3 separate regions of the Homo sapiens genome follow, and regions 1 and 3 are each linked to region 2. A link is a contact called in ENCODE Hi-C or POLR2A ChIA-PET data. All regions are on one chromosome and are shown on one strand. The core of a region is the stretch at or near the end of the contact, and the rest is flanking DNA. Distances in the headings are between cores, read along the strand shown.

What was found. Hi-C counts contacts between places; a loop is a spot of excess contacts on that map. ChIA-PET counts read pairs that join two places held with the same protein, here RNA polymerase II (POLR2A). Pooled maps may share reads with other maps.
Region 1: a pooled map shows a loop between it and region 2 (5-fold over the local background). The contact joins the promoter of LINC00265 here to the enhancer-like site in region 2. A Hi-C loop is called at or near these places in 1 of 168 maps with a recorded cell type or tissue (naive thymus-derived CD4-positive, alpha-beta T cell), 1 of 37 single-sample maps with no recorded cell type and 5 of 50 pooled maps. POLR2A ChIA-PET finds 5 or more read pairs at or near these places in 1 of 52 experiments (OCI-LY7).
Region 3: a loop to region 2 is called in a map with no recorded cell type, with 5 times the contacts of the local background. The contact joins the promoter of NPSR1-AS1 here to the enhancer-like site in region 2. A Hi-C loop is called at or near these places in 2 of 37 single-sample maps with no recorded cell type and 2 of 50 pooled maps.

The regions. Positions count from the first base shown.
Region 1 is chr7:39,732,314-39,735,156 of GRCh38, reverse strand. It overlaps LINC00265 (long intergenic non-protein coding RNA 265), which reads right to left and starts at 1,589. Exons shown (of 12, transcript NR_026999.1): 1 at 1,113-1,589. RefSeq lists enhancers at 1-365, 1,557-1,636, 570-1,769, 1,927-1,996, 2,087-2,186.
Region 2 is chr7:37,348,884-37,351,878 of GRCh38, reverse strand. The region is part of intron 1 of ELMO1 (engulfment and cell motility 1); the gene reads left to right. It also overlaps the pseudogene RNU6-565P. Among named protein-coding and RNA genes, the nearest start is that of ELMO1, 98 kb to the left of the region's middle. Within about 2 kb of position 1,743, at least 4 of the 41 ENCODE cell types and tissues checked have a DNase peak (open chromatin) inside an H3K27ac peak, as active enhancers do.
Region 3 is chr7:34,756,665-34,759,535 of GRCh38, reverse strand. It overlaps NPSR1-AS1 (NPSR1 antisense RNA 1), which reads left to right and starts at 1,264. Exons shown (of 4, transcript NR_033665.1): 1 at 1,264-1,462. The region is part of intron 2 of NPSR1 (neuropeptide S receptor 1); the gene reads right to left.

The sequences.
Region 1 (2,843 bases), core at 340-2,839, 2.4 Mb before region 2:
AGAGATTCTCCTGCCTCAGCCTCTCGAGTAGCTGGGATTACAGGCACACACACTATGCCTGGCTAATTTTTGTACTTTTAGTAGAGACAGGGTTTCACCATGTTGGCCAGGCTGGTCTCGAACTTCTGACCTCGTGATCCGCCCACCTTGGCCTTTCAAAGTGCTGGGATTACAGGTGTGTGCCACTGTGCCTGGCCTAGGGTAAATCTATATATAAAAAAACTGATGCCTGGAACGGGAAGGAGACTAGCAAATTAAGGTACAGACCTCTCAAGATCTACTGGAGGGGAGAGTGAAGTGACCAGGGTAAGAGAGAAGCAAGCTGAAGCCCTAGGAATTCCAGAAGTGGGAGGTGAGGTGGAGAGAGGAAGACCAGGAAGCCAGACTAGCTTAAAGAGGAACGAGTTAACAGAAGAATAAGCATTATGACCCAACACAGAATACAAATTTAATAAGAACCCATTTTCTTTATTAAAAATTAAAGACATAATGGCCATTTATTAAAAGCCATGTGTTTGGCACTTTTTGTAGTGGTTTCACATAATTCTAGGGGCATCCCACTGAAGAAGGGTTTACAATCCTCATTCTACAAATGGGGAAGCAGAGGCTCTGAAGGATCTCCTTGTGAATTGCTAATTAGAAGCTCTGGAAATTACCTATGTTCTGACTCAGCCACTTCCTCACTGTGGGACCTGGGGCACGTCACTTCATCTTGAACCCTTGAAAGACACCTGGCAGCTGAGCGACCCCTCTGACTGGGAGTCACAGGACTCTAGGGGTTCTAATGTCCCTCCACTGCACTGTCCCCCTGCCCCCTGCATTCTGTCAACCTTAAACAATGAAGTTCAGAAAATGTAAATAAGCATAGAGTTTATTTAAACACAAAGATTGAGGATGGCCATCCAGGAAAGCGCTGACTCCAAACAAATGATGTCAGCGTTTCCAAGGTGAAGTTAAGGTTTCAATTATATAGACGGAGGCAGGGACATTCCAGCAGGATTACAAATGTGCATGCAAGTTGCATACCTACAACGATGTGGTTGGTTTCAGATTGCTACATTCCAAGGAAGATTATGACTGTGAGGAGGGACAATGATCTAAAGGGGTCTTACCTTGGATGCTACTTGGTCTTCTTAATTATTTACAGCGGAAAAAGGCAGAGGTTGCATCTGCATGCCACATGACTCAGGCTGCATAGCCACATTCCTCTCAAGGCTCGGGATCATGTAAAGTTCCAGCAGCTTTAAGTTGTAATTCTTTTAAGTTTGATTTAATTTAACAGTTCCAAAATCCCTGTTTTACAGGTAAAGAAACTGAGGCCAGCAGCAAGGGCAGGTCTAGCATCCAGGTTCCCTCTTAAGTACCTCTGATTCTGAAGCGGAACCTGCTTACAGAACATCACGGGCGGCTTCAGGGTCTATATAAGAAAAACAGATGCCCAAGCGGGAAGGAGACTAGGAGGCCGTGTTGAGAAAACCAGACCCAGCCACTGGCCTTGAAGTCCGGATGGAAGCTTGGCGCTTGCCTCGCCTCGTCTTCCTTCCGCCCTGGTGCTGAGCGGCTAGTCCAGAGCCGGCAGGATCTGCGCTTCCGGTTTCCGGGTTCTCCGGGTGTAGCCGCCTCTGCCCCGGGGGATCCCCTCTCCTCCAGCAGGCCGGGGAGGCCTACGTGGGCGGCTTCGTTGCAGCCAGCTTGCCGTTGTCACGGAAATCTCCTCCGGCGTCTCCAGGGACCACAGCGGGAGAGGAAATAGCCACCAACGAGATAGCGGGGGTCTCGTGACGTCACGGTAGCTGGGCAGGCTTCACAGCGTTAGCCCGCGAGCTCAGCCGATCCCTGGAGTCTCAGGCCGGGGGTTGGGGTTCTGCTACAGGGCGAGGAGTAAGAGTGGCAGTCTGAGAGACGCAGCTTCGTCGCCTCCAGGGTGTCCCAAGGCACCTCCTATCAAGTTCCTCCAAAATGCACCTCTCCCCTCCCCCTCACGTGCTCCTCCTGAATTCCATTTCGATGCAGGCACCGCTGTCTACTGTAAGAGGAGCGGCCCTTGGGTGGGGGAGAGTGGAAGAGGAACTGTCGTTGGCAGAGAAGACTTCAGGAGAAATCCGGTCCCTGGCTTTCGCTTCTGCAGGGCCAGGCCGAGTGGGGTTCAGGCAGCGATGGGAGCTCAGGAGAAGAAGGGCTTTTCCTAACGGGGGAGGGTGGGAAAGGGAAGTGCCACCCTGGAAAACTGCTCCACTAGTTGCAGTGTGCATGGCGGGAAGGAGGAGAATTGGCTAGAGCTGAGCTGCAGGGAGCCTGAATGACACCTTGTCTTGCTGCAGATGGCCCCAAACCCTGCGGTGCTCTTCCGCAGGTGGTCATAGGACCTGGCTCAGTCCAGCTTGAGGAGGGTCCCCGGAAGGAAGTCATTCCTCCTTCCCTTCTCAGAATTAATAAGAACCAACTATGAGCCAGGTCCTTTTCCAAGGCCTGGGGATGCAGTAATGAATAAGAGAATAAGGTTCCTGCCCTCAAGGAGACTGGCTCTAGGACGTGTTAAAACTTAAATTCCAAACTCTCCACCCCAGCCTCTGCTCTGGAAGTGATCGTTTGTACTGAACAAAGTGAACAGATTATAACCAGACATGGCCCTAGAAAGGGTATCCATTCTTGATGGTGCCCTGACCATATCTGGAAACCTGCTCCTTTGCAGTGCTCGGGGCTGAGGTCTTTGGGCCGCCTCCTGAGGCCCCAGCTTGGTGTCCATCCTGTCCCATCCTCTCTGTATGTTCTCTTCACCTTCAGTTTCTGCTTCAAGGATTCCTCCAGAAAGAACGGGGCTGGGCTGGAAGTGGTGTATCCTA
Region 2 (2,995 bases), core at 494-2,993:
CAGATGTGGACTTGCAGCTATATGAAGCTCTAGAATTGGGGAGCAAAAGACCATTTCCTCTTGACTGCAAGGTTAGAGTGTGTAACTTCAGTCTGTTTTGCCTTCCAGTCATTTAATGACAAGTTTGGAACTCAGGGCAGTAAACAGATATGGTTAGGTTGATATATTAGGAGTTTTTCAATTGTAAGGGACAGAAACAACTCAAGCTGATTTAGCGTAATGAGGAATTTATTAGTTTGTCTATCTAGGAAGGATGTTAGGGTAGTACAGAGAACTGAAGGAAAAGTGTTAGGAAACTCAACAGAAACTGAACATAGCTAGGCCTTCTGTCCTTGTTCCCTTTTGAATGTTTTCCTCTTGACTTGTCTTTGCTTCTCCTTGCCTCATTCTTTCCTATTGTGGATGACCTTTCCCCATGGAGGGAGCATGGCTGCAGACAGCTTCAGCTTCAGCTTCATCCCCAGCAGAAGGCAAGAACTCCTGGTGATCTACCTGCCTGGTCCCTGCAAAGTGCTAGGATTACAGGCGCAAGCCACTGCGCCCAGCTGACAAATTTATGAGATCCTTATTAAGGATATTTATACTAGGTTGGATCACATTTATTGCAAATTTTTTTTCAGATTGTTATTCGTGTTTAAATTTTTTAAATACTTTAATATATAAAAATTACACATGGGTCATGCTAATCTTCTCTGTATTGTTCCAGTTTTAGTATATATGCTGCTGAAGCGAGCACTGTCTCTAAATTTTTATAAAGGTTTTTGGAATTCAGAAGTTTTTAAGCTTGCTTGTATCAAATCATCAGGCTCTTCTTTGACGCTTTCTGCCTTTTGTGTTTTATTAGTTTGCTAGGGCTGCCATAAAAAAGTACCACAGACTGGGGTGCTTAACTAACAGAAATGGGTTTTCTCACTGTTACGGAGGCTAGAAGTCAGAGATCAAGGTGTTATCAGTGTTGGTTCCTTCTGAGGGCTTTCTCCTTGGCTTACAGATGGCTGTCTTCTCCCTGTGTTCTTAGGTGGTCTCCCCTCTGTACCTTCTGTGTTCAGATTTCCTCCTCTTAAAAGGATAATAGACAAACATGCTGTATTAGGGCCCGGCCTGAAGACCTAATTTTAACTTACTTCTTTCGAGGTCCTGTCTCCAAATACAGCTACATTCTGAGCTACTGGGGGTTAGGATTTGAACATACAAATTTTGAGGGGGACACAATTCACCTGTAACAGTTCTCATACTAAAGAGGCCTCTATCAACCTGAGAGGATTTAAGGATTTGAAGGAAGTCATTTAAACTAGTTAAGATTTAGTATCTTCATTAATTTACTGCAAATAATAACACCTGTCACTCAGGGCTGTGAAGAAGAGTGAGTAAAGTGCGTGTCCACGGTGCCCAGCCCCATGCCTGCTCTAGGCGCCTGTCTGCCACTCCTTCTGGCAGCTGTCCCCTAGCCTTCATGATGTCAATGCCAGACACTGGGAAAGCAAAGACTTTTCTCTGCAAGTTTCCATTATATTGCAAGCCAACCGTAGCTAATAGCACATTTCCCCACCTGTCAAGTAAATGGGCTGAATTGTTGCTGAGATTAGCATACATGGCTAGCGTGTACAGAAAATGAAATACTGAGCCTCCACACTGGATTCCATTCTCTGTTTATTCTCTTTCTGCTGAGTGCTTGCATGTTCTGTTCTGAACACACCGTGTTCCCTCATTTCTGAAGCCACAAACTTCCTCTTAGGCCCCGGGCTGTCTTCAGAATGGCCATCAGGTCCCTGATACGGGAACCTGAAATGACACCCCCACCATATACCCATCCATCCAGACCCTCCAGTGTAGGGCAGGTGGGGGGACATGTGCCCACCACTGCTGCTCCCATGGGAAACAAAGACTGGCTTCAGCAAACCTGGACACTCATACATCCTGAATAATGTCAGCTGACCACACCACCGACTTCATGTATTCCTTGACCTAGACACTAAAGGTATTGAGACAATTTCAGTCTGTTTGGCATAAGAAGGATGGTAGCACAAAGAAGAGAAGAGCAAAACTTTTACCCAAAGCCTATTTCGGTGGCCCCTTCTGAGGTTCAGTGTACCATGCAGGGCGGTGTTCTCAAAAGTGAAGACTAGGCCAGGTGTGGTGGCTCACGCCTATAATCCCAGCACTTGGGGAGGCCGAGGTGGGCAGATCACCTGAGGTCAGGAGTTCGAGACCAGCCTGGCCAACATGGTGAAACCCCATCTCTACTAAAAATACAAAAATTAGCCACGCAAGGTGGTGCCTGCTTGTAATCCCAACTACTCGGGAGGCTGAGGCAGGAGAATCACTTGAACCCGGGGGGCGGAGGTTACAGTGAGCTGAGATTGTGCCACTGCACTCCAGCCTGGGTGACAGAGTGAGACTTCATCTCAAAAAAAGAAAAAGAAAAAAAAAGTGAAGACTAGAGGGCTCCAGGAAGACAGCAGTGCCAAGAGGGAAGGGCTGCTTTCAGTGGGTGATCCTCCTGAAGCCCTTTCCCTTTCTGCCTAACCTAATGCAAGGGGAAAATGTGGTCTATGTCTTTTTCTATCAGAGACAACTCAACATTAAAAATATGAGATGAACAGCTCCCTTTCCACTATCCCCATCATCATTATAAACCCATTATCCATCATCAGTAGATAATGACTTAGCGGGACAGAGGACAGCTTTTCTGGTGAGGAAGGAAGGGGCTGAGGAGTGGAAGCAGATCGTTTCTCCAGCTGTTTGGTGTTTCTCTCCCATTGATCTGCCCTGGCCTCCACTGGCCCATCTGTTGGGCTTGTGAGTGCAGTAGGGGAGGGGACACACGGTTCACCAGGGCAAGTGTGTTCGTTTCCCCAACACACAGCTTCTACAGGAATGGCCATACAGGCTTAATTTTTTTCTCAGTAGGGTTTACTGTGCAACAGAAAGACTACAAAGAGCATTAAAAGGTTCAAAGCCATTGCAGTCACCCAAAACTAAAAAACTATATGGG
Region 3 (2,871 bases), core at 15-2,514, 2.6 Mb after region 2:
GGCAAGTGAGGACATGCCCAAAAATGCTGAGAAACATGTCAACAGAAACACGCACCAAATTGTAGGGCTCTTGCTGACCCCAGTCAGCAATCTAGGCATAAAAAGAAATAACTATGGCAACAAATTATAACCCACAGAATAAAAGAAGAACCTATGATGTAAATTTAAAAATGGGAGAGAAGGGAAATTTCTTCCTTAAAGTAGAGAGACTGCTAATAAGTATAGAAGAAATAATGAAATTAGAAAATCATCATTTGGAAACCTTTATAGCATTGATTCAGACAGGAATCTACACTGTATGGTAAGTGCTGTGAGTGAAAGTTTAAGGAGTATCAGGATGGCTATGTACTCTTAAAATACTTGTCAGTTGCAAAAGGAAAAATAGTATCTTTACAGTGGAGAAATCTGACAATAACATCACTAGTAATGGGACAAATTGATATACTGTGTCTGCTGATACTATATACTAAGAGGAACATAGCATCATTCCTGGTGTATAACTCTCAAAAGCACATAACCTTAATCTATTCAGAAGGAAACATCACACAAACCCAAAGTGAGAGAAACTCCACAAAATATCTAACCTATGCTATTTAAAAATGTTGATGTCATAAGATACAAAGAAAGACCAAGGAACTGTTCTAAGTTAAAGAACACTAAACGTACATGGCAACTGAATACAATACATGATTCGGGGTTTTTTGTGCTAAAAAGGATGTTCTTGGGATAATTGGTGACATTTAAAGCAGGTTTGCTGATTACCTGGGACATTTTTAGATGGATGGATAGGTAGATAGGTAGGTATTATAGATAGACTGATAGAGGAAATGATAAAGCAAATATGAAAAATATTAACATTTCAGGAATATGTGTACAGGGTACATGGGGGTATTTGTACTACTCTTGAAGATTTTCTGTAAACCTGAAATTATGTCAAAACAAGAAGCTAAAAATGAAAAATGTCCTGGTTGGGAAGACACATATGGTTGCTCAACCCATAGGGGAAGAGCTGGCAGAATATGATGGCTGTGACCTCTGCACGGTACTGAAGATATGGGCAACATGTTGAGCAAGGGCTGCTGTTATATTGAGAAGTGAGCTTTAGAATTGTTCAGCAAGTTTCTTCTTGTTCAGACCAGTATAGGCTTTCCTGGTAAGCTACTGTGCAATGTATTTGTTAATTATTAGCTCAGAGAGAGATTCAGCAAGTGGGCTTACATCTGTTCCCATGAAACACCATGAACTTCACACTCTCTGGGGAGGTCTAGGACTCAGAAATATAGATGTTAGTAAGAGCAAACAGACATAACAGATAACACATACAAAGTGCCTACCACATGCTAACCACTGCTGCAGGCACTTTCTATAGAAGAACTAATTTAATCATCACCATAACCCTATGGGGTAGATGATATTTTTACAACCTCCATTTTACAGATGAAGAAACTGAAGCATAGACCTGGTGAGTAACTCACCCAAGTATTAGTATGGAGGGGAGCTGGGATTGAAACACCAGTTATGGTCATTCCAGAGGATGAATGCTCTCTTCACCACTCTCCTCTTCTGCTTCCTGAGGGGCTCTGAGCAATGAAACTCTTCTTTCCAGATTGTGCTTATAAAGCAAACGAGGTGTCCAGGATTAGACCTCTAGAAGAGTCTGAGCTGTTGTACCCCATACTGGGGCAAAGTAAGTTGTTTGTGCTGAGTGGGGAGTGGAGCCAAAGCTCAGAGGAGGCATCGGAAGGTAGGAGCAGATATGCGGAGCAGACTAGCAGAACAGTCGCATGGCCAGAAGAAAGCTGGAGGGTTGGGCCGAGGTTGGGTCACTAGATAGCAGAGTGAGAGGAAGCAATGCCCAGCCTAGTGGGTGGCTGATCAAGGCAGAAACTGGGGGGTCAGTGTAAGAACAGGCTGGGCTTCAGAGCCAGAACTCATACACAAAATATTCTGGATTTATTCCTTGGGAAGGCTGTGTTCCAGTGTGTCTGATAAGGCCTTGGCCTCATCTTTCTGGTGGCACTCACCTTTCCCAAAAAGTAGCTAAGCCTAATCTTTGTCACTAAGGAAGTGGGGAACAAACACTGGCCGACACCTGCATCCCAGGCTGTGTGCTAGGTATTTAACATGTATTATCTTACTTAATGCAATGTTTTGAATAAGTGTACCTGAGCCAAACTGCCTACTGTGCACATATATATTAGGTTGGTGCGAAAGTAATTGCTGTTTTTGCTACTAAAAGTAATGGCAATTACTTTTGCACCAACCTAACAGAAGGAGTGACTATTCAAAGTGTGCACTCAACTTTCAGTTCAGTGAAATTTGGATTGTTTATTGGAGCTTGATGCAATTGTAATTAAATAGAATAATATAATTAGATAATTTTCACTGTAAGTGCAATACAAATATAGGTACTCAAAACACCACAGGTAGTAGAAAAAGCAGGCATGCTCTCATCGAACCAACATGGCAATTTTTGCGTACAACAGGAAGCATCAAACTCAATGAACTATGGAGGCCAGCTCAGGCACAATTATAGACATAATTTCTTAATCATCGTAACTATCTGAAGAAGGCAATCATATAATTTCAGCCTTTTGTGGTTATTGTAGGATTTAATTCAGTAAAGCATATAAAGCATGTGGCTCAGTGCCAGCCACAAGGGAGGCCCTGAATGCATGGCACCTGCTCTGCTCATTTTCTCAAGAGAGAAATGAAGCTTAGTGAATGTAAGTAATATGTCGAAAGCCACAGAAATAACAAATGGCAGAGAGAGGATTTGAATTCAGGTCGCTAGACTTTGTCCTCCATTTTTGTGCAGCTTTCAAACTAAGAATAACTTTTACATATTTTACTGGTTAGAAAATATTTTTT